2 separate regions of the Homo sapiens genome follow, and region 1 is linked to region 2. Evidence: chromatin loops called from intact Hi-C (ENCODE). Cell type or tissue: GM12878. All regions are shown on one strand.

What was found. Peaks named below come from ENCODE experiments on the same cell type or tissue, not always from the same donor. Only the 100,000 strongest peaks of a DNase experiment are listed, where the experiment ranks them.
Region 1: it touches region 2 in a loop (4-fold over the local background); 2 of 110 quality-filtered maps call a loop at or near these places.

What each region holds. Positions count from the first base shown.
Region 1 is chr3:141,401,697-141,404,196 of GRCh38, reverse strand. It overlaps ZBTB38 (zinc finger and BTB domain containing 38), which reads right to left. Exons shown (of 6, transcript NM_001376113.1): 5 at 166-270. Among named protein-coding and RNA genes, the nearest start is that of ZBTB38, 34 kb to the right of the region's middle. RefSeq lists silencers at 1,452-1,741, 1,822-2,131. In GM12878, no CTCF peak of the experiment used is centred here; no DNase peak of the experiment used is centred here; H3K4me3 peaks cover 2,500 bases; H3K27ac peaks cover 2,500 bases.
Region 2 is chr3:141,336,018-141,338,517 of GRCh38, reverse strand. It overlaps a transcript of ZBTB38 not described here. Among named protein-coding and RNA genes, the nearest start is that of ZBTB38, 31 kb to the left of the region's middle. RefSeq lists an enhancer at 1,108-1,187. In GM12878, no CTCF peak of the experiment used is centred here; a DNase peak (open chromatin) is centred at 1,387; H3K4me3 peaks cover 1,141 bases; H3K27ac peaks cover 2,500 bases.

The sequences.
Region 1 (2,500 bases), 66 kb before region 2:
CTTCACACATCCGGTCTCCCAGTAACATATCACTTGAGTGTCATGGTCACTTTGTAACCCCAAAACTTGGTGGATTGCTGTCTTGAATCATATACCCTTTGGGAGTCCCTCAGAAAGACCATTTCCTATCTCATGTAGACTAAGGAGAGACGCGACTTTAGTTACCTCAGTTAGAACAGACCAGCTTTAACAGAGTGAGATTCCTGTGCTTTGGAAGAAATCACTTGGAAATCCTTGGTTCTGAGTCCTCCATTTCTTCCACATCAAGATCTAAAAAGAAAAAAAAAGTGCAGTGTCCCATGACTAGCTGCTAGGATTTCATCTTTTAGCAACAATAATAACTGCAATTAGCACATATTGAACACATAAGTCAAACACCCACAAAGTGGTTGACATATGTGGTTTCGTGTTGTCTTCATAACAACCTTCAGATGTAGGGAACATTCCCCCATTTTACAGCTATAGAAACGGAGACTCTAATGGACCACGGAACCTGTTCAAGGTCACACAGCTGGTGTATGTGACAATTAGGACTCAAATCCAGATTCAATTGATTCCAAGGCCTGGGCTATTAACCAGTAAGTCAGGGTTTTAAAAACATTTCAGACAGTGACCCACGGTTTTAAAAATTTACATTATATAAACCGAAAACCAAAAGTCTCATAAAACAATGCTTACCCTTACTATGTGCAATGCACGTTATTTTTTCTATTCTTCTCTGTATTGTACTATATATTCTATATCTTTAAGAAGATTTCCAGTAGCAACCCGCTAAACTGATCCCACAATCTTAGAATGGGTCCCCCACTCTTGAAAAACGCTACACTTAGATATAGCGACTCACTAGCTGCTTCTCTGAAACCAGGACAAAACTCTTCCACATTTTGTAACCATGAGAATCTGACCAAGTAGTTGAGCTTCACAGAAGAAAAGTCTTTAACCTTTAAAATATGTATAAGGCACCATAACACATATCACCTATAATCGATCCTTAGAAGGGATACTCAATTAGGGCCAACGTCCAGAATGGAATTAGGCACTTACCTACCGCAGTGCAGGAGTTATAAAGTGGAACCGCGGACAGACTAAAATCTCAGGTGATTTATGATGTACCCTATAAAAAAAGTGGCTAACGGCGGGCGGTTGTGTTGTATGTTGTACCAACAGAGCAGACCTTACTACTGCAGAAGTAGGCGGCTGAGACTGCAAACCCCTGGGGGCAGGTCCCTGCCTTTGCACGTCCCTTTCAATTCCAGGGGCTTGGTGTTGCATCAAGGAAATCATCAAGTTCCCATAGGGTCAGGACTAGGGTCCGATTCCCAATCCAGGAGACGGGAGGTGTGACTGTCAAAGCAGTGCCCGAGCCCGCTGGACTCGAGCCCACCACGTCCCCAGCCCCGGGAGCGCATTCCTCCTCGGCCCCCGCCCTCTAGCACAGCCGCGCAGTTGGGCCACGGGATGCGGCGCAACCTGCCCGCACTCTCCAGCCGAACCCACCCCGCCCCGCCCCGCTCCGGGCGCGGGCCCCGGAGTCCGGGCACCTGCGGGCGCTTCCTCCCCGCGGGCAGCTCGGTTCTGCTGCGTTTGCAGAGCTCAACCCTTGCGAGGGTTTCCCCAGCCCGGCTTCCCGGCTCCCTCCAGAAGCGAGGAGCGATCGGGCTGGCGGCGCCACGGGCGCCGCGCCCGCAGGCCGCGCCTCGCCCCGCCCCGCCCCCGGCCCCGCGAAGACCCTGCGAGGGGCACTTACGGGGCTCGGCTCCTTCGCCGCCGGCGCGTTTCCCCGGGGGTCCATGGTGCTTCCGGACCCGTGAGTCCGGCCGCAGCGCTGCACAGCACCGCCCAGAAAATGGACGCCGGCGGCTCGGCTCTGCCGGCCCGGCCCGCCCCCGGCGCGGGGCAGAGGACGCAGCCCGTCCGGGAGGAGGTCGGCCCGACCCGCAGCCCCGCGGGCCCGGGGCTGGGGTAACTGCGGCGCCAAGGACCAGGCCTCAGGAGGGCGGCGGCGGGACCCGTGAGGGCCCCGTAAGGCCCCATGCCCGACCCAGTGGCCAGCCGGGGCCCCCCACCAAGGAGGCAGCGGCCTCAGCCTCCTCAGGGAGGACACAATTCAGAACCTGCCGAAGGACAACGCAGTTAGGACTCTGGGCCACAGAGCCTGGTGACTGTCAGAACAAGGCCTCGGGCCGCAGAAGGGTCCGTGGGCTCCTGTTCGAGACTATGCACACTGGATTCGCAGAAAGTCGCTGTTTCAATTGCATCAAATTCTCAGGAATAAGGAGTCACCTGTGTTTTTTCCATGGCCGTCAAGAGAGGCCTAGATAGATTTTTCCCAACGTGGCACAGAAACTATTTCACGCAAAAGACCCAGTCCTCTTCTTTAAATGAAGGGCCCTGGCCGCTGGCATCTTTCTTCCAAGATCCAGGGGCTGCTCATTGAAAAAGTATTCAGAGAGGGCCTGCCACAAGCTGGCCATGTGGAGCTAATGCACGAATAATGGAC
Region 2 (2,500 bases):
TGGCCTCCAGCTCTATCCATGTTACTGCAGAGGGCATGATCTCATTCTTTTTATGGCTGCATAGTATTCCATGGTGTCTATGTACCACATTTTCTTTATCCGGTCCACCACTGGTGGGCATTTAGGTTGATTCATGTCTTTGCTATTGTGAATGGTGCTGCGATAAACATGCATCCATGTGTCTTTACAGCAGAACGATTTATATTCCTTTGGGTATTTTTTTTGAGTATAGTAATAGGATTGCTGGGTGGAGTGGCAGTTCTGTTTTAAGTTCTCTGGGAAATCACCAAACTGCTTTCCACAGCAGATGAACTAGTTTACACTCCCACCAGCAGTGTATAAGTGTTCCCTTTTCTCTGCAACCTCACCAGCATCTGTTATTTTTAGACTTTTTAATAATAGCCAGTCTGATGGTGCAAGGTGGTATCTCACTGTGGTTATTTGCATTTATCTAATGATTGGTGATGTTGAACATTTTTTCATATGCTTGTTGGCTTTGTTTACTACCTTGTTTACTGATGTATTCTTAGTGCTGGGTACCATTTCCAGCACATGATAGACATTCAATGAATATTGTTGAATAAATAAATAAATTAGTGATAATTATTATCTGAGAGTAAGCCCTGGGTTTGTGTCACTTACTAACTGATTTGCCTTAGACAAATTATGTAATCTCCGCAAGTCTCAGTTTTCTTCCCTGCAAAAATGAGCTAGTAATACCTCCTGCAAAGGACTGTTGTGAGGACTTGAGATAAGGGATGAAGGTGCCTCATATTAAGTGCTCAATTCATAGACCTGTAATTACCCATAAAAGTAAACATCCTCCTTTACACACTTGGTTGAAGGACAAAGGGGATCATCAAACCTGCTTCCTTAGAACCACAATTTATCAACTAAAAATGCCATGCCAGAAGCTAAAAAAGGAAATGAATCCATTTCAGTGCAGTAGGCTCAGAGATCTGTGTTTACACAATGCCAGAATACCCAGGCTTAGAGATACTATGTTCAAATTCAAGTCAGGCCACTGCTTTGTTCTGTGGACTGCGGCAGGGTTGGAGGGGATGATTCAAAATGACCTCAGCTTTTGTCTAATTTGGTCCTGTGACCAGACCACAGGCAACGCCTCATCCAGGGAATTGATTTCCTTTGCAGCTCTTTGCTAAGAGGCCCATCAACATGATAAAATGCTGTGCAGTCATTACATATTACTCGGCTGTAGGATGAGGCATTTCTACGTGTTTGGACATGGAAAGACCTTCAACAGGTATTGTGGAGTAAAAAATTCAAGTTGCAGATGAAATACACAGCACAAACACACACCAACAACACTCCGTTATACTTGTATGCAGGTTCCTACATCTGTATATAAACATAAAGCAAAGGGTCTTGAAGGTAGAAACCATGTCAGTTACTCTCACTTCCTCAGAGAAGCGGGGAGTGACTAGAACTGGAAGTGGGCGTCAAAGGAGACTTCAGCTTTATCTATAGGATTTGTTTGCAAAGAGAATGTGTTATGTACGTAATTAGAAACTATTTTTTTAAAGCTGCTCAAGCAAGATGATGCTAACACACCCCATTTGAAGTAAAATGAAGGAATTTACTTTTCCCTGCCTAGTGATTCTCAAATGGGCAGTCTCACCCATCAGAAGGTGTTTGGAAATGCCTGGGGGCATTTTCTGGATGTCACAAATTCTCCTGGGGGCTACTGGCATTTAGTTCCCCAGGGACGGGGGATGCTAAATGTCCTACCATGTGGGAAAATCCCACACCACATAATAGTATCTCTGCCCAGAGGCCGACCGTGGCCCTAGTGAGAAACCGCACAACACAAAAATTTGTGTTTGTTGTACAAGTAAATTCATCTATTACTGCCAGGTGTGGTAGCTCACACCTGTAATCCCAGCACTTTGGGAGGCTGAGGTGGAAGGATTGCTTGAGGCCAGGAGTTCAAGACCACCCTGGCCAACACAGTGAGACTCCATCTCTATAATAAATAAATGAATTAATTAAAAAAAGGAAAACTGTATATTTAAAAAAATCTATTACATACATGTAAGAGGTGTTTTTCTGTCTTTGGTTTGAACTACTGAGATGCCCAACACATGTTCTGTCTCTCTATATAAAATAGTAAATTTTATCACTGATGGTCAAGAGAAGCAAATAGAAAACCATGCCAGTTGCTCTTGGTGGGAAGCCTGGGTTTTAATGGAGCTATTGGCATGGGTTTGACATCTCCCATTTAGAGTATGTGAATATTTCTGAGAATAAAGCTCATCCAGGCACCAGCCAGTGCCTTTGTACTTTGCTGATACTTTAAGACAAACGTCCCATCGACCAGCAGTCAGGCAAGACTGAGAGCCTTCCAAGTAAAGTTGGGAGGGTCCCTTCTCCCATGGTTAGCAGTTCCAGCACAGGACTGTCTGCTTTCAGTCTGCTAGTAGTCTGCTTCACACTACTGGCTCTTAGAAAGCAGCTTTCAACTCACAGTAGTAAGAGAGAG